2 separate regions of the Homo sapiens genome follow, and region 1 is linked to region 2. Evidence: chromatin loops called from intact Hi-C (ENCODE). Cell type or tissue: K562. All regions are shown on one strand. Links, peaks and the distances in the headings refer to the core of each region. The heading gives the core; the rest is flanking DNA.

The links. Peaks named below come from ENCODE experiments on the same cell type or tissue, not always from the same donor. Only the 100,000 strongest peaks of a DNase experiment are listed, where the experiment ranks them.
Region 1: it touches region 2 in a loop (10-fold over the local background); 4 of 110 quality-filtered maps call a loop at or near these places.

The regions. Positions count from the first base shown.
Region 1 is chr7:39,786,173-39,796,191 of GRCh38, forward strand. It overlaps LINC00265 (long intergenic non-protein coding RNA 265), which reads left to right. Exons shown (of 12, transcript NR_026999.1): 9 at 2,310-2,432; 10 at 3,182-3,372; 11 at 5,422-5,479; 12 at 5,572-8,451. Among named protein-coding and RNA genes, the nearest start is that of LINC00265, 58 kb to the left of the region's middle. In K562, for the core only: a CTCF peak has its summit at 5,935 (motif pointing left); no DNase peak of the experiment used is centred there.
Region 2 is chr7:39,574,990-39,585,008 of GRCh38, forward strand. It overlaps a transcript of YAE1 not described here. Among named protein-coding and RNA genes, the nearest start is that of YAE1, 14 kb to the left of the region's middle. RefSeq lists enhancers at 5,309-5,388, 5,409-5,458. In K562, for the core only: a CTCF peak has its summit at 5,608 (motif pointing right); a DNase peak (open chromatin) is centred at 5,632.

The sequences.
Region 1 (10,019 bases), core at 953-8,952, 210 kb after region 2:
CGCACCTGTAATCCCAGCTACTTGGAAGGCTGAGGCAGGAGAATCACTTGAATCTGGGAGGTGGAGGTTGCAGTGAGCCGGGATCGCACCATTACACTACAGCCTGGGCAAGAAGAGTGAAACTCTGTCTCAAAATAAAATAAAATAAAATAAAATAAAATAAAATAAAATACAAAAAATTTAGCCAGGCATGATGGCATGAATCTGGAGTCCCAGCTACTTGGGAGGCTGAGGTGGGAGGATCACTTGAGCCTGGAAATTTGAGGTTGCAGTGAGCTGTGATTGCGCCACTGCACTCCAGCCTTCGTGACAGTGAGATCTTGAAGAAAAGAAAGAAGAAAGTAAAGAAAGAAGAAATGAGCATGGTGGGCATGGGGACAGATGGCAATGTTAAATAGAATGGTCAGGGGTGGCCTCCTAAGTGAAAATTGAGTAAAGACTTGAAGGAGGGGAAGGAGCTGGCCAAGGTGCTGAGGGAAGAGGATCATAGGCAGAAACAATAGAATAAAATGTCTGAGGTGTGTCTGAGGCTCTGGAAGGAGGCCCATGGAGCAGACGGAGAGAGGGAGAGAATTAGGGGAGGGGGCCAGGGAGTTGCTGGGTGGGGATCAGTACAGATCACATAAGCCCTGGGAGGTTATTGCTGGGGCTTTGGCTTTTACTCTGACTCAGATGGGAACTGCGGGAAGGTTCTGAGCAGAGAGGCGACATGATCTGTCTCCCGATTTAAAAGCATTCTCTGGCTGCTGAGTTGAGAAAGACTGTGGGAAGATGTGGGTAGAAGCATGGGGGCCAAGCTTTGGCAACATCCAGGCGGGAGATGATGGTGATCCTGACCAGGGCCATGGTGGTGTTGAGAGATGGTCAGAGGGGAGAAGTAGGGGAGGAGGCCAGGGAGTTACTGGGTGGGGATCTTTAGTACATGTCGAAGACAGTCAACAGGATTTCCTGACAGACTGGATATGGGGTGTGAGAGAAGGCAGGGGTCAAGGTTGAGTTTGATTGTTACTAAAATTATTAAGTAATTTTAAAAAACACTACTGCCTTTCCCAATCCTACCAAGTATGGGATGCTAGATTAAAGAAATCTCTTCAGGCTCATTGCAGTGGCTCATGCCTGTAGTCCCAGCTGTTTGGTAAGCAGAGGTGGGAGTATCTTTTAAGGGCAAGTGTTCAAGACCAGCCTGGACAACACAGCAAGATCTGCTCTTTACAAAAATATTTTTCAAAATTAAATAAATGTAGCTAGGCATGGTGATGTGTACTTGTAGTTTCAGCTACTCAGGAGGCTGAAGTGGGCAGATCTCTTGAGGTCAGGAGTTTGAGGCCAGCTTGGGCAACATAGCAAGACCCCTCACTCTACAAAAAAATTAAAAAAATAACCAGGCATGGTGGCACTCAGCTGTACTACCAGCTACTGGGGAGCTGAGGCAGGAAGATGGCTTGAGCCCAGGTGGTCGAGGCTGCAGTGAGCTGTAAGTGCACAGCTGCACTCCAGTCTGGGTGACAGAGCAGGACCTGTCTCAAATACAAATAAACATACAAGTAAAATAATGAAATCTCAAGTCAGAGCCTTTTGGCTCTGCAGCCCTTGCAATCGCTCAGCCGTGCAGTGGGGTTTGCGTCGCTGGGAATGAGGAGACCCCTGCTCGGTGTTGTTGCCTGACTAATCAGTGTTTTAAAACATATATTAATCGGGGTGGGCGCAGTGGCTCACACCTGTAATCCCAGCACTTAGGGAGACCCAGGCGGGTGGATCACCTGAGGTCAAGAGTTCAAGACCAGCCTTCTCTACTAAGAAAACTCCTTCTCTACTAAGAAAATACAATAATTAGCCAGATATGGTAGTGGGTGCCTGTAATCCCAGCTACTTGGGAGGCTGAGGTAGGAAAATCGCTTGAACCTCTGCGGGGCGGAGGTTGCAATGAGCTGAGATTGCGCCACTTCACTCCAGCCTGGGCAAAAGAACAAGACTTTGTATCAAAGAAAAAAAAAGTATTATATCAACATGTAATGGTTTTATTATTAATATATAAAGAATATTAAATATTTTTAAAATCTTCTATTATATTAACATGTAATGGCTTTATTAATATGTGATGAGTAATATTTAAAAATTTTTGTCTTATTTTCTAGTTTTAATATAATTATTTACAGAAAGAAATAGTCTTAGAGATCTTCAATAAAGTTAAAAAATGTAAAGGGATGTTAGACCCCAAAAGATTGAGAATTTCTAGTTTAGAAATATTCAGAGTAAGCCACATACAACTTGCTACTTGAACTATTTTTTTTCTTTGTTTTTTATTTTAGGAGATGGGGTCTCACCCTGTCGCCCAGGCTTGAGTACAGTAGTGCTATCACAGCTCACTGCAGCCTTGAACTCCTGGGCTAAGGATCCTCCTACCTGAGCCTCCTGAGTAGCTGGGACTGTAGGTATACATGACGATACTTGGCTAATTTTTAAATTGTTTTGTAGACATGGGGTCTCACTTTGTTGGCCAGGCTGGTGTCAAACTCATGGCCTCAAGTGACCCTTCCACCCCTGCCTCCCATCCTAGAGGTATGTGCCACCACAAGGAGCACTTGTTCAATTTTCTAAAAAAAAAATTTCTAAAGTAAGGCTGTGGGATGATGGCAGGAAGATAAGAGAAAAACAGAATAAGTTAAAATGACTTATTCACACATATTCTTTTGACAGCAAGAAGAACTTTTAGTATATACATTCCTTACAAACAAACAAAAGGCAGATAAACAATGTTGTATAGGAACTTCAACACACACTGTACAATATTCCCACTTTGCTGACATAAGTTATGGAAATTTCGTGGTTTACTTGAGTGTCGCTACCAGTATTTTGCTTCTCTGATCATTTTTATCAACTTCCTCATCTGTTAACTTCTCTCCAAGGTATGTCATATCATGACATACTGCTGCTGCACGAACATGGCCAGTGTCTTCCTATTAAACATGTAGAATGCTTTCCTAATTTCTCTTTTTACTCTCTGTCTTTGTGTTTTGCATTTTCCTTACTTTTATTGTCAGAAACTCCAGAAAGTCAATTGTACTAATTTATCACCATTTGCTTTATTAATTTATACTTTGCTTATATGGAATTTTGCCCAACAGACCTCATTACAATTTCTAACCTGTTTTATTTATTTATTTTTTTTTTTCTGAGACAGGGTCTCCCTCTGTTGTCCAAGGCTGGAGTGTAGTAGTGCTATCACAGCTGACTGCAGCCTCAACCTTCCAGGCTGAAGCGATCCTCCCATCTCAACCTCCCACGTGGCTGAGACTACAGGCGCTTGCCACTATGCCCAACTAATATTTGGAATTTTCCTATACGTGGATTCCAGAGGGGTGACAGCGAAACGTGAGTAAGCATGGATTTTGGTATATGCAGAGATGGGGGGCTGGAACTAATTCTGTATACTGAGGGAGGACTGTATATGTTTTTACAATTACGCTGTAGGATACATACTGTTGCGTAGCCTTGAAAATAATAATTTTTAATTGAGTGGAATAATAATAATATTGATAAAAGTAGCAGCTGGTCAGGTGTGGTGGCTCACACTGGTAATCGCAACACTTTGGGAGGCTGAGGCAGGAGGATGGCTTGAGGCCAAGAGTTTGCGATAGGCCTTGGAAACAAAGGGAGTCACCATCCCTACAGAAAAATATATGAATTAGCCTAGTGTGGTGGCATGTTCCTGTAGTCCCAGCTACTTGGGAGGCTGAGCTGGGAGGATCACTTGAGCCCAGGGAGGCTGAGACTGCAGTGAGTCATGATCAGGCCTCTGCATTCCAGCCTGGGTGACAGAGTGAGACCCTGTCTCAAAACAACAAAAAAGTAGCAGCTAACATCAACTGACCTTTTACCAGGTGCCTATTGATACCATAGTTTAATTTCTTATAACTTTCTTATTTCACTTACCAACTCTGTCTTCAGTTACTCCCAGATTTTTACTGTGTTTGTACAGATGACCTTTTGTTTAGACTGAATTGTCTCCCCAGAAGTAAGATTACTGTGAGTCATGGCGAATGGACATTGTCATTACCCTTGATGTAAATTGACAAGGTTTTGGGTGCCTCCCAGCTATAATCTTAGCACTTTGGGAGGCTAAGACAGGAGGATTGCTTGAGGCCAAGAGTTTGAGGAGGCAGTATGGCAGTATGGTGAGACCCTGTCTCTATTATTTTAAAAAATTGACAAGCTTTACCCTGGAAGGCTTATACACAATTTAAACACCCCTCATAGTATAAGAAAGTGCCCATTTCACTGCACCTTTGCCAGCACAGGGTATTATAATTAAGTCATTTTTTGTTTGATTATTTTAAATAGATAAAAGACCTCATATTACTTTGCTTGTCACATTTCAACATCTTTCCTTAGCTTATTAGCTCTATTTCTTTTCTGTCTGTAAATGGTTGTTGTTGTTTTGTTCTTTGAGACAGGGTCTTGCTCTGTCACCAGGCTGGACTGTAGTGGCATAATCATGCCTGACTGCAGCCTTGACCTCCCAGGCTCAAACTTTAGCATTCCGAGTAGCTGGGACTACAAGTGTGCACCATCACTCCCAGCTAATTTTTTTCTTTTTTTGGATAGAGACAGGGTCTCACTGTGTTGTCCAGACCGGTCTCTAGCTCCTGGCCTTAAGCAATCCTCCTGCATTAGCTTCTCAAATTGCTGGAATTTCAGGCATGAGCCACCATGCCTGGCCTGGGCTAGTCCTATATTCTCTAGAGTTCTCTTTACTTTGTGCTAGCCAATCTCTCATTATGCTGCTCACCTGTTATAATGAATAATTCTCTGTATTAAATTTTACCACTTTAAACTTTTGAGTGGTTTATGCTTCCTGATTGGACTCTGACTAATATGTTAGGAAGGGTCCCAGGAGATAAACCCACACAGATGGGATTTGGGCATAGGTTTGGTTTCCCAGGGGGCAGTGCTGAGCTCTTTGCCAGTGGGAAATGGGATGCTGGTGATTTCCAGGAAGTGACCTCACAATGACTCAAGCTACCACTTACTGTTGATTGTGATGACATGCCAGCTGAGGCACATGCCTTGGGAGCTAAGTGGTTGCTGCACTTGACCACTATGAAGACTGGTGTGGGAAGGGTCGTTTTGGATGCTCTTGAGCAGGGGTCCCCAACCCCTGAGCCATGGAGCCGTAAGGAGCCACACAGCAGGAGGTGAGTGTGTCGAGTGAGGGAGTGAGGGAAGCTTCGTCTGTATTTACAACCACTCCCCTTTGCTCACATTCCCGCCTGAGCTCCACCTTCTCACATCAGCAGTAGCATTAGATTCTCATAGGAGAACGCACCCTGTTGTGAACCGTGCATGTGAGGGATCTAGGTTGCGCTGTCCTTATGAGACTCTAATACCTATTGATCTGTCACTTTCTCCCATCACGCTCAGGTGGGACCATCCAGTTGCAGGAAAACGAGCTTAACACGCCCACTGATTCTACATTATGGTGAGTTCTATAATTATTTTATTATATATTACAGTGTACTAATGGAAATAAAGTGCCTAATAAATGTAATCTGCTTAAATCTTTTGGCCCAGCTCCTACCTCCCGGCAGCCTCTCCAGGCCCAGAACTTTCTCCAGTCGGCCTCCACAGACCAAGCTCATGACTCACAATGGCCTATTTAGGCCCATACCCTACCTCACGGCAGTCTCCGCAGATGAGGCTACTGCCTCACAACAGCCTCCACAGGCACAGCTCCATCGTTACAATGGCCTCTTTAGACCCAGCTCCTGCCTCCCAGCCTTCTCTCTAGGCCCTGAACTTTCTCAAGTCGACGTCACCAGGCCCAGCTCATGCTTCTTGGCAGCCTCTCCAGGCCCAGCTCTTCCTCCCGGCGGCCTCTGCAGGCCCAGACTGTCATCAAGTCGGCCTGTCCAGGGCCAGCTCCTGCCTCCCGGCGCCCTCTGCAGGCCCAAGTCGTCCTCAAGTTGGCCTCCCCAGGCCCAGCTCCAGCCTCTCGGCGGCCTCTCCGGGTGCAAAAGTTCCTCGAGTCAGCCTCTCCAGGCCCAGCTCCTCCTGCCTCCCAGTGCCTCTTTCGGCCCAGCCCAGCTCATGCCTCTGGGCGGCCTTCCCAGGCCCCGCTTTTGACTTTTGGCGGCCTCTGCAGGCCTCGACAAGGCCCGGCCTCCTGCCTCCCGAAGCCTGCACAGGCCCAGCCTCTGCCTCACAGCAGACTCTCCACGCCCAGCTAGCTCTCGCCTCACTGCGGCCTCCCCAGTCCAAAGCTCCTGCCTCTCGGCCGCTTCGGCAGGCCCAGCTCCCGCCTGCCAGTGCCTCTTCAGGCCCATGGGGCTCATTCCTCACAACGGCCTTTCCAGGCCCCGTTTTTCCCTTCCGGCGGCCTCTCCGGGCCCAGAACCTCCTCAAGTTGGCCTCTCCAGACCCACTTGCACCCTCCGGGCGTCCTCTCCAGGCCCAGCTCTTCCTCCCGGCTGCGTCTCCAGGCCCGACTCCTGCCTCCCAACAACCTCTTTGGACTCAGTGCCTGCCCATCTCCTGGCGGCCTTGGTCGGCCCACAGCTTCCTCAAGCCAAGCTCCCCAGGCCCAGGTCAGGCCTCACGGTGGCCTCTCCAGGATCAGCTCCTGCCCTCCGATGGTGTCTCCAGGCCCCAAATGGTCTCCGGCCAGTGGGCTCCTCCACGCCCAGCTTGGGCCTCCCGGCGACCTCTGCAGGCCCAAGTCGTCCTGAAGTCGGCCTCTCCCGGCCCTGCCTCCCAGCAAGTAAGCAAGCTTTTTTGGCTTAGCTCCTGCCCAGCTCCCAACCGCCTTTGTAGGCCCCGAACTTTCTCCAGCCAAGCTCTTCGGGCCCACCTCCTGCCTCCCGGTGGCCTGTACAGGCCCAGCTCTGGCTGGAGAACAGCCTCTGCAGGCCCCGCTCTTGCCTCCCAGGGGCCTCTCCAGGCCCAGCTCTCGCCCCCACAGCGGCCTCCCGGGGCCAAGTCCCTGCCTGCCTCCCGGCATCCCGCATGCAGCCCAGCTCCTCCCTCACGGTGGCCTGTTGATGCCCAACTCATGCCTCTGGCACCCTGCCCAGAGGCGTGAGCCCCTGCCTCACACCGGCTCCTCCCACGCTGACAGAGGTCAGCGTGAGCCCCTGCCTCAACAGGCCACCGTGAGGGAGGAGCAGGGCCGCACGCGGGCTGCCGGAAGGCGGACAGGGACTTGGCCCCGGGAGGCCGCGGTGGGGCAAGAGCTTGGCCTGGAGACGCCCCTGGGAGGCAACAGCAGGGCCTGCAGACGCTCTTCTCCAGCCAGAGCTGGGACTGTACAGGCCACTGGGAGGCAGGATGTGGGCCTGAAGAGCTTGGCTGCAGAAACTTTGGGGTCTACAAACGCCGGCGAGAGCTGAGCCGAAAGAGCTTGCTTGCTGGGAGGCAGGAGCTGGGCCGGGAGATGCAGCCAGGAGGAACAGCTGGGCCTGCAGAGGCCGCCATGCGGGAGGCAGAGGCTGGGCCTCCTCAAGTTGGCCTCTCCAGACCCACTTGCAGCCTCCCGGCGTCCTCTCCGGGCCCAGCTCTTCCTCCCGGCTGCGTCTCCAGGCCCAACTCCGGCCTCCCAACAAGGTCTTTGGACTCAGCTCCCCCGCAGCTTCCAGCGGCCCTGGTAGGCCCACAACTTCCTGAAGCCAAGCTCCCCAGGCCCAGCTCAGGCCTCACGGTGGCCTCTCCAGGCTCAGCTCCTGCCCTCCGACAGCGTCTCCAGGCCCCAAACGGCCTCCGGTCGGTGGGCTCCTCTAGGCCCAGCTTGGGCCTCCCGGCAGCCTCTGCAGGCCCAAATCGTCCTGAAGTCGGCCTCTCCAGGCCCAGCTCCAGCCTCCCGGCGGCCTCTGCAGGCCTAAGTCGTCCTCAAGTCGGCCTGGAAATGGGCCTGGAAGAGCTGCAAGTCGGCCTCCCCGGGCCCAGCTCCGTCCTCTCGGCGGCCTCTCCAGGTGCAAAACTTCCTCGAGTCAGCCTCTCCAGGCCCAGCTCCTCCTGCCTCAGTGGCCTCTTTCGGCCCAGCCCAGCTCATGGCTCTCGGCGGTCTTCCCAGGCCCCGCTTTTGACTTTTGGTGGCCTCTTCAGGCCCAGAACTTGACCTCCAGTCGGCCTTTGCAGGCCCGGCCTCCTGCCTCTCGAAGGTCTGCATGGGCCCGGCCTCGGCCTCACAGCGGACTCTCCACGCCCAGCTAGCTCTCGCCTCACTGCACCCTCCCCAGTCCAAAGCTCCTGCCTTTCGGCCACTTCGGCAGGCCCAGCTCCTGCCTGCCAGTGGCCTCTTTAGGCCCAGCTCATTCCTCACAACGGCCTTTCCAGGCCCCGTTTTTCCCTTCCGGCAGCCTCTTGGCCTCTAATTTTTTTATCTTTTGTGTATAAATCCCAAATTATGGAATTTTGGAATATTTCCACCATTATATAAATATTTTGGTAGGTAATTTATTTGGAGTGAGTTTCTGCACCAAGCCCGAATTTTTTATTTTATTTTCCTTATTATTTGGTGTTAAACAGGTTTAATGACGGTCATGGCAACTTTTTGGCACAATGAAAAATATCGCCCATGATCAACGTGTTCTGTTCTGGGGAAGGGGGCAAAGGCAGGGTGAATCACTTTCTTAAAAAGTACAGCTTAAGTTGGGAGTGCAGAGGGAATGGGGAGAAAACCCTCCCACTGCCTGTGTCGAAGTGCAGGAGCCCCCACCCCCATACTCACCTGAGTCCAGCCCCTCTGGGGAAAGAAGGGGTGCATGAACTCCCCCTATTCCACAGGCGCCTCCCTGTGGCCCAAGGCCCTCTTCACACTCCATCTTGTAGCCCCAGCAGGAGCTATTTTCCGAAAAGTGAAAAGCTCTGAAGGTCCCACACTTCATGGTATGTACAGGGGCTCAGAGGAGGGAAACTGCCAAGCTTTCCCCCTGCACAGCAGCAGGGGTAGGGGGTATATACAAGAGGAGCAGGCCTTGGCCAGGCGTGGTGGCTCATGCCTGTAATCCCAGCACTTTGGGAGGTGGAGGCAGGCGGATCACGATGTCAGGAGATCGAAATCAGCCTGGCCAAGATGATGAAGCCCCGTCTGTACTAAAAATACAAAAATTAGCTGGACATGTTAGCGTGCACCTGTAATCCCAGCTACCCAGAAGGCTGAGGCAGGAGAATGGCGTGAACCCAGCAGGAAGAGGTTGCAGTGAGCCAAGATCGCACCACTGCACTCCAGCCTGGGTGACAGAGCAAGACTCTGTCTCAAAAAAAAAAAAAAAAAAAAGAGAAGCAGGCTTTATTCCGTCCCAAACTGAAAGGATTAAATGGCTTTACCCGGGAGAAGATAACCATCCTGCCCTCCATTGCTACCCCCACATAATGTCCATGTTCTCAGGGGGTACTGTGAGTCCTAGGATCTTCTTTGGGGTGGCCCACCTGCCTGTGGTAGTTATGGAGGGACCCAGGTGTTGAGGCAGGGCTGGGGTGCCCCTTCCAGCCAGGCTGTCGAGGCCCCAACTCTGGGGCAGAGGCAGTGGCAGGGCAGCCAGGGTTGCGCCAGAGCCTGAGCAGGGTGAGGTGGGGTCAGGCAGGGCTGGGAGTCAGGGCAGGGGCAGCAGCAGTGGACCCGCTATGCACACATCTTCTTCTTCAAGGTTTGTGTGCAGAACATCCTGCCCATACTGCCCCAGCAGCTTCAGTTGGCACCTGCCCCAGTCCAGCCTCTGGGACCCAGGCAGCGGCTCCCAGCAGCCCTGGACCCACCACCAGCATCTGTTTCACCTGCAGTGGAAGATCCATGAGGTGCCCAGAAGATCATGCAGTCATCAGTCCCACGGAGCAGCCCGCGAGGCTGAGGCTCCTCCCACTGGACTGCCCCCCAACTGGCACCACTGCTGCCCCTGCCCCTACTCTCAGCCTCATGTGACTCTCGGGCAGAGGCAGTGGTAGGGCAGCTTCAGAGTCTGAGCCAGGTGAGGTGGGGTCAGGACCCCCGCAGGGGTGGGAATCAGGGCAGGGGCAGAACAAACCTT
Region 2 (10,019 bases), core at 944-8,943:
TCTGTACTAGAACCAAGAATGAAGGGAAAGAGCTTACTGGCCTTGGGTCTCTTGCCTTGCCTCACATGTTGTAGGTCTGCCAGGTCTTCCCATGAGAATACCCTGCATGAGCATAAATGAAAAATGGTAAAGCAAGATTGCCCCAGAGCTGGCACAGCCAGAGTTTCAAGGCCCAGAACCCAGACATTAGACTGAGTGGTGTGGCTTCCTTAGAAACAAATTTCATCTAAAATAAGTTACTTCTGGGTGCTAATATATCTGAGGTTTTTAAAAAGGGTGATAAGGAAGCCCACAGAACCACACTTTTCTGACATTTTAGTTACTAGAACTGCTGAGGCCACCAAAAATGTTGTGATATGTAAAGGGAGTGGGCAGCTGAATGCATATACCTGCGTCCTTACCTAATATATATCCTTTACACTACTTATTAACTGCTTTGTGGGAAACCAAAATAAAAGCCTTCAGCCCAGTCTAAGTTGTGATTCTACCCTCTTCCAACTAAGGTTAGAGCTTAGTTCTTAGAACTAAGTTTCCAGTCTAAGATACAGGAGAGAGAGAGAGAGAGAGAGAGAGAGAGAGAGAGAGAGAGTGAGTGTGTGTGTGTGTATAGAGAGTGATTCACCAATCAGGCTTCTTGTTCTACAGAAATTCTCAAATCTCTGTCATGAAGATACTTTACCGCAACAGTTGCCTTTCTTGATTTTGCCCCTACGTAATGCCTTTTCTGAACAAACATGCTGGAGCACGAGTCTGCCATCACTGTCTCAAATTCTTAATTTCTCATGCACTCTCCACCTTTAAACTACTTTTTGCTAAAGTCACTGATAGCCAGTCACACAACTGTCCATCACTGACTTGTTTTCAGTCCTATCATTTGTCTCCTCTCCATCATTGGACATGAACAATTCACTGCTTATACAATCCCTTCTCCTTGCCTTCTCCAACAGCACTTTTTCTTGTCCGCTCATTACTATTCCCTATCATTTTGCTAACTCTCCCCGACTCTGACTGCTGCTTAGATGTAGGGATTCCCCAGAGTTTCACTGTTGGACCTCTTTGTTTTTATATTCTGACCAGATGATCTCACCTATTAATGTCATCCCTGTTCATCCATAGCTGGAAACATTAAGTCTTCCTCTGCCCTTCCTGTGCCATCATACCCTACTTCTAACTGAGTTGCTTTACATCTTTCAAACAGTTTGAGTCTGGCCTCCTTTCATTCTAATCACCCAGATTTTAATTAATTTATGTACCAGCCTCATCACTAATGTCAGTACCTACAATCTAGCTGTCTTCCTGTCCATTCTGTCTCTTACCAATATTATCTTTCCAAAACAGTTTACTTCCCTGACTTAAAACCTAGATTTATTCCCTTTTGTTTCTGTTTTTGTTTTTCAGGTCTTGGCCCAAACCTGTTGAAGTGTTGGGCCCAAAAGAGTGTTGTCAGTCTTCTTTTCCCACCTGCCTCTTTCCATTCACCATGCACACTACACTTCTTTACAGGCATTACTACAATGCTTTATGGACACACTAGGCTTATTCCCAACTTAGATTTTTACTCATTGCTGACTCTTCTGCCTAGAATACTTTATTCCACGTCCTTTCCCAGCAAATTCCTGTCACCCTCCAATACCAGCTTAAATTTCAGCTTCATCAGGCAGAGGTGATTGCTCTTCCCAATGTTTCCCCTGCATCACTTTGAGTGTCTCTTCACGTTTCTCCAGGAAAATCCCTTATTTAGTGTTATAGTCCCAGCATTCAGCATCACACCCTGTACATAGATGCATAGGTGGTGCTTGATGAGAGAAAAAAAAAATGAATCTACTAGCCAACATGGAAATATAACCAGAACAGGAGAACAGGATTCCAAAATACATCGTGTTACATTCTTTTGTAAATCTTTATGTTAGCTTTTCTTTTTTGAGATGGAGTTTTACTCCTGTTGCCCAAGCTGGAGTGCAATGGCGCAATCTCGGCTCACTACAACCTCCACCTCCTGGGTTCAAGTGATTCTCCTGCTTCAGCCTCCTAAGTAGCTGGGATTACAGGGGCCTGCCACCACACCCAGCTAATTTTTTGTATTTTTAGTAGAGATGGGGTTTCATCATGTTGGCCAGGCTGGTCTCAAACTCCTGACCTCAGGTGATCCACCCGCCTTGGCCTCCCAAAGTGCTGGGATTACAGACGTGAGCCACCACACCTGCCTTATGTTTGCCTTTCTAAAAAATGTTTATCTTCATTTTGCATGTTAATAAAAATCCACATATCCAAACTGTGTCATTGAGAGGTGACGAAGTGCTGGCAGCCCTCTCTCACTCTAGGTGCCTCCTTGGCCTCAGCACCCACTCTGGCTGCGCTTGAGGAGCCCTTCAGCCCGCTGCTGCGCTGTGGGAGCCCCTCTCTGGGCTGGCCGAGGCCGGAACCGGCTCCCTCCCCTCCCAGGGAGGTGTGGAGTGAGAGTGGCGAGCCAGCGTGAGCTTCTGGTGGGAGGTGGGCTTGGCAGGCCCTGCACTTGGAGTGGCCGGCCAGCAGGGAGGGAGGGGTTTAGCACCCGGGCCAGCAGCTGCAGAGGGTGCACCAGGTCCCCCAGCAGTGCCAGCCTGCCGGCACTGCGCTCAAATTCTCGCCAGGCCTCAGCTGCCTCCCCGGTGGGCACGGCTCAGAACCTGCAGCCTGTCATGCCCTAGCCTCACCCCCACTGTGGGCTCCTGCGCAGCCCAAGCCTCCCCAACGAGCACCACCCCCTGCTCTGCTGCGCCCGGTCCCATGGACTGCCCAAGGGCTGAGGAGTGCGGGTGCACGGTGCGGGACTGGGAGGCAGCTCCGCCTGCGGCCCAGTGCAGGATCCACGAGGTGAAGCCAGCTGGGCTCGTGAGTCTAGTTGGGACTTGGAGAACCTTTATGTCTAGCTAAGGGATTGTGAATACACCAGTCAGCACTCTGTGTCTAGCTCGAGGTTTGTAAACACACCAATCAGTGCTCTGTGTCTAGCTAATCTGGTGGGGACTTGGAGAACCTTTATGTCTAGCTAAGGGATTGTGAATACACCAGTCAGCACTTGGTGTCTAGCTCGAGGTTTGTGAATACACCAATCAGTGCTCTGTGTCTAGCTAATCTGGTGGGGACTTGGAGAACTTCTATGTCTAGCTGGAGGATTGTAAATGCACCAATCAGCACTCTGTGTCTAGTTCAAGCAGCGCTCTGTGTCTAGCTAATCTGGTAGGGAGTTGGAGAACCTTTATGTCTAGCTAAGGGATTGTAAATACACCAATCAGCACTCTGTCAAAACGGACCAATAAGCTGTCTGTAAAACAGACCGATCAGCTCTCTGTAAAATGGACCAATCAGCAAGATGTGGGTGGGGCCAGATAAGGGAATAAAAGCAGGCTGCCCAAGGGTCTAGTTGCAGGCTGCCCAAGGGTCTAGTTCCATGTTGTGGAAGCTTTGTTCTTTTGCTGTTTGCAATAAATCTTTCTGCTGTTCACTGTTTGGGTTTGTGTTGTCTTTGTGAGCTGTAACACTCACTGCAACGGGCTGCAGCTTCGCTCCTGAGGCCAGCGAGACCACGAACCCATTGGAAGAATGAACAACTCCAGACGCGCTGCCTTATGAGCTGCAACACTCACCGCGAAGGTCTGTAGCTTCACTCCTGAAGCCAGTGAGACCATGAACCCGCCAGAAGAAAGAAACTCCGAACACGTCTGAATATCAGAAGGAACAACCTCCGGACACACCACCTTTAAGAACTGTAACACTCACCGCGAGGGTCTGCAGCTTCATTCTTGAAGTCAGTGAGACCAAGAATCCACCAATTCCGGAGACTACATCGTCATACACCAGGCTAAACAGTTACGTTAATATAATAGCATTTACCAGTCATTACAAATTTTACAATGAATAAGTTAATATTACAATATAGCAAAACTTTAAAAAATACAAAATTATGTTTTAGTATAGTTTCCGCTACTAAGAAAGTGCAGAAAGAAACTACACAAAGGCAAAAACTAGGTGAAAACAAACCAAGATGTTAGTTTCTAGCAGGATCCCTGGTGCATAGTTCTAATAACAGTAAGGAGCTGGAGGAAAAAGAGAGGGGAAGTAATGGTTAACGCAGGCAGTGTTTACTATATGTAGGCACTATATTCTAAAAGCTTTACATATATTAATTTCTTTAATCCTCATAATAGCCCTCTCCTGCAGAGCTGCTTTTATGCCCATCTTAGAGATTAGGAAATCGAGGCACCAAGAAGGCTAAGTAATGTGTCCAGTTTGTAGCTACTAAATGGCCCACTTGAGATTTAAACCAAGGCAAGCCTGGTTCCAGAGTGTGTACTCAGGGTGGATGCTTACTAAATAATAACATGGTAGCAGTGACTGTGTTTAGTAGGGGGACTGTGAGCTATGTGTTTACTTTGCTGTTAATTTCTATTTTTCTATGAGAGGCCGAGGTGGACAGGTCACTTGAGGTCAGGAGTTCGAGACCAGCCTGGCCAACATGGCAAAAACCCATCTCTACTAAAAATACAAAAATTAGTCTTGTGTGATGGCAGGCACCTGTAATCCCAGCTACTCAGGAGGCTGAGGCAGGAGAATCGCTTGAACCCAGGAGGTGGGGGTGCAGTGAGCTGAGATCACGCCACTGCACTCCAGCCTGGACAACAGAGTGAGACTCTGTCTCAAAAAAAAAAAAAAATCCTGCTTTTCTGCATTTTTCAAGTCTTCCCCAGTCAGCAAGTATTATTTTTATTTTAAAAATGTATGTAATAGCCGAGCTACGTGTCTATAGCTCACACCTACAATCGCAGCACTTTGGGAGGCTGAGTTGGAAGGATCACTTGAGCCCAGGAGTTTGAGACCACACCAGCCTGGGCAACATGGCAAAAGCCTGTCACTACCAAAATAATAATAGCCAGGCATGGTGGCATGCAACCTGTAGTCCCAGCCTCCTGGGAAGCTGAAGTGGGAGGATCACCTGAGCCCAGGAGCTTGAGGCTGCAGTGAGCTGTGATCGCACCACTGCACTCTAGCCTAGGCAACAGAGTGAGACCCTGTGTCTAAAAAAACAAAAAAAGCATAATAACCAACAGTTATAAGGAACAAAAAATTTACCAGATTTGTTTGCTATACATGTAGAAAAAGAGATGGTCCCTGCCTACTCGAGGGGAGAATATTATGTAGAAAGTGGTTTAGCACATATACTAAAGGAGAAACTAAATTCTCCTCGGACTTCTTAGACTTTCTATCCTCCAAACGGGAAGATAGTTTATGTCACTCATTTTGTGATGATGTGTCTAGCTTTTACATATTCCTATTCAACTGAAAGGAAGGGTGTTAGCTCACCACTCACATATGTGCATACTGCTGCAGATCTGCCAAAAAGAGCCAAGAGTCCTCAGTGTGTAACACTCCGTTTTCTTGCCCTATAAATAGTCTGCTCTTTCCAAAAAGAAGATCAAAGTACTAATCAGAACTACCTACAGATTGAGTTCTGCGGAAGTTGAATCCTGGTGCTTTCATGCATGTGTATGCAACTCACCACTGAGAGAGGCCTTGGACCTTTGGATCCTCTTTCTTTCGAAGAAGCTGTTGAGTTAGTTCAAGGCCACTAGGTGGTGCTCGTGCACCCTGATAAGTTAGCACGTGTTTCATTCCTTGGTAATGTGCCCTTTGCTTAGACCTCATGGTCACAAGTACAAGAAGCTAGTGATTATCCCTAAAGCTATACCAGACAGATTGAGCCATTTGTGAAGTTGGGTGGATGAGGAGGGCTTTTGGGGTATGTCGACAAATAAGAAATTAGGATCCTCCTGTTCTTGTTTAAATTCTAGGCTGAGAATTTTTCTAAATCAAAATAACTGATCATAAGAAAACCTGTTCAAAAGAAAAAAGCACCTTTTTTCCAAAGCTCTGAGGCCTAAAAGTAAACACCTAGAACCCAAAGCATGCAGCCTTCAATCAGAAGCAATGTAAAATTCTAACCTCACCTGCAGGAAGCATCTCTACTTGCCAAGCAGGACTGCACCTAAACTGTTTCAAACAACACTTGCAGTTCATCTCTTGATCTCACTCTCTCTTTTTCTCTCACACACACAAACACAACTTTTCAGGATGTAAACATAGGGAGAGACAACAACTTTGTTAACCTACTCAAATATATCACAACTCTTCTCTTTTTAGTCAACAAATCGACAACCAACTAGGTTTTCCTCTCATCAAATACAACTCTAGAATAGTTAAGCCTGTTTCCTTATTAATGACATAGTCATCGTTATCTATGTAACATGGCTTTGTTATTTATAAAAGAAATATATGGTTCTAGATAGATTTTTAAACACAAAACAAATGAGTTGTCAAATTGCTTGTAATAATGAAATATGAGAGATTTGACAATAGTATAATGATAGCTTTTGCCAATAAAGCAAAATGACTGAAATTGGGGTATAATGTAAATAACCTGAAAATAAAATATCTTCTTTTTCTTATTTGGAGGCATTGCAAAACACCTTTCTTCCAAAATCAGATTCTGAAATAACCAAAAACTCTCTAACCTGTAATTAAAAATTACACCATGGAACAGCAAATTATTATTAACAACTAACCACCCTGGCACGGTGGCTCATGCCTATAATCCCAGCACTTTGGGAAGCTGAGACAGGTGGATCACTTGAACCCAAGAGTTCAAGACCAGCCTGGGAAACATAGGGAGACCGCATCTCTACAAAAAATACAAAATCAACCGGGCATGGTAGTGCACACCTATGGTCCCAACTACTTGGGAAGGCTGAGGCAGAAGGATGGCTTAAGCCCAGGAGTTCAAGGCTGCAGTGAGCCGTGATCCTGCCACTGCACTTCAGCCTGGGTAACAGAGTGAGACCCAGTCTCAAAAAAAAAATAAAAAACAAGAAAATAACCATAAAAATAGCTTTTTAAAAAGTAAAAGTTAATTTTTTTTTTAAGAGATGGAGTCTCACTCTGTCACTAAGGTTGGAGTGCAGTGGTACAATTACAGCTTATGGCAGCCTCAATCTCCTGGGCTCAAGCAATCCTCCTGCCTCAGCCTCCCAAGTAGCTGGGACTACAGGCACTACACCAGCTTCTGAGAACTGTGTCTGTAGGTAGTTCTGATTAGTACTTTGGTGATATTCTTTCTGGAAAGATCAGACTATTGATAGGACTATACCATGCCGGGCTAATTTTGTTGTTGTCATTTTTGTTGTTGTCATTGTTGAGATAGGGCCTCACTGTGTTGCCTGGGCTAGTCTAGAACTCCTGGGCTCAAGTGATCCTCCTCCCTCGGCCTCCCAAAGTGCTTGAATTCTAGGCATGAGCCACCATGCCCAGCCAAAAAAAAAATTAGTTAAAAATAGTTATTTTAACTAACCATATAATTTTAACCTATCAGCTGTTTAGAAATGACTGCAATAGAATTGAATGTAGAAGGAAAACTCATTTAATTCATTTGTAGAAGCCAATTAAAAGTATTTTCATTTAAAATCACATTGTTTTGTCATTCAAGCTGCCAAACGATATATTATTAGTCTGTGATTTTTATCTTATAGGCCAATATGAGGTCTGTATGATGTCTGAAATCTGTCACAATGTTCACTTATGACCCACCCCATTTGTCAGCTTAGAGAGCGTTTTTTATTTCTGTCAGTGTGCTGGAACAAAGGATGGCCTTCATGAAAGGTAGCAGAAGCACTGAGGTCAGAGATGGGATTTCACTCAGCTACTCATCAGAGACCTTGCCTCTTTAGTGTGAACATGATACTTCTGACCTCATCACAGGTTGCTTTGTCTCCAAGGAAGTAACCAGGGACAACTTGAGAAAGTCAGGCAAAGTAAGTTGCCATTGACAGATGGTGTTCAGCTGATAGAAAGAATGAATGGAGAAGCTGACAGAGAAAGATGCCAAAGATCGGTATAGCTTTCCATTTGGTATAGCAGAAGATGTATCAAATCAAAGCCATTTATATACATTTACGTAAAAATCCCACTTCTAGGAATTTAGTTAAAGGAATTATAAAGGTGATTTTAAAAACTTGCAGCGCAAAGCTATTGGTTGCTGCATTCAATCTAGAGTAGAGAAAAATTAGAATAACCCAAATGATCAACAATTTTAAAAATTGAGTAAATTATTATAACATCCACTCAAAGAAATGTTATGCACCCATTAAAAGTTATCATTATGAGAACTATAGAAACAAGGAATATGTTATATTTTTAAGTGAAAGTCATAAAATGTATACATGTGGACATATTATACAAAAATGTATATTTTGCAGATAAAACTCTGGGAGTGCCTGCTCTTAACAAAATAAAGTTCTTTATTGCATTTGTCACAATATTGCTTCTGTTTTAAAAGAGAAAGACCAGTTTACAAAACAGGGGTAACTCTTAGCCCAATTGAGTTATTTTTCATTAACTCCAGGGGAAAATCAAAATCATACTCATAAGTCACTTCTCCACAATATCCAATAAGATACTCAGGCAGGACCTCAGAAAATTCTATGAGAAGTGACTGATCTTTAACTTAACATAGATTTGAAAGAGAATATGATATTTACAGAATTTATTTGGTTCTCCACATTGATTTGATTGTGGCAATAACTTTGGCCTTCTTTGCCATTATTTTGTACATGTTAATAACAGTGTGCCTATAAGCCATGTATTTCCCAGGAGATCTGAGCCTCCTACTTTCCAAATGTGTAAGATCTATAAAATGGAGGTAATGGTAGTGACATCATTGTTTCTGTGGGGATTACGTGCAATTATGTATGTAAAGCCCTTGTTTGGTGATTGCTTTGAAGCACAGCTTCATCGTTTACAGGTCAGTTCACTTTCCTGTGCCTGTTTCTTCATCTGTCAGACCTACCTCCTAGGGTTATTGTAAAGAATCTGCATATATGGAGCACTTAGGACACTGCCTGCTACATGTTCACAACTCACTAGACATTAGCTATTATTATTGTATTTTCTCCTGAACATCATACCTGCAATTTGAATAAATTGTAAGAATTTGAATAAGCTGCAAGAGGTTTAACTGTCTTTACACAACCGCTATCATGAAACTCTGCCATGACTCAGACACAGCCAAGCTTCCCTCTGGCAGAACTAAAGGTAATTAGCATGATTTCTCCTCACCACCCCCCACCCCATTATTATTTTAAAAGAAAACTAAGGAAGGAGGAAAAATAAGAAAACCTTTTAAACATTTGCAAAGTTCATATAAAATTATACTTTAAAGTGGGGGTGATCAATAAGAAAGTTTTTGGAAACTCTCAGGGCATATTTTTTGTTTGTTCGCCAGAGTGATGGAAAGGGGGTACTACTAGCAATAGTTATGGGGAGGAGATGCTGTATGTCCTGCAATGTCCAGGTCAATAGTGCACAAAAAAGAATTGCCCTGCATCCTTCATGACTTTCAAATGCCCCAGGAGATGTTCATATAAATGAAAAATCTGTTTATAAGTATCAAAGCCTGTAATTAACTATATTTTAAATGTAAACACAGTATTTTTTCCCTTATCCTAATTTATTGCCTTTCTATATTATAAAACAATTAGGGCCTATTGTGCTGACCCCGATTGACTCCTGTGGGGATGGCACTGTGTCCAAGAGGCCAAAGAAGAGACCTGGTGCCAGCAAACGAGATGTAGAGTTTATTGAGGACTTTTATACAGGGATGGTCCAGTGGCAGTGGGCTGGACAGGAACACTGCTATCATTTGTAAAAAGCATGTAGTATGGTCAGGCATGGTGACTCTGGCCAGTAATCCCAGCACTATGGGAGGCCGGGTTGGGAGGATCGTTTGATGCCAGGAGTTTGAGACCAGCATGGGCAACAAAGTAAGACCCCATCTCAACAACAACAACAAAAATCATGCAATTTATATAGCATTTTCACTTAGCACCCTCCACCTCATAACCTCCACTTAGCAGCCTCCACCTAGCAAAACTCCATTTAACCCAAAACAAAGTGCCTCAGTTCCTTGCATGTCCTGCATTACAGGGAATGGC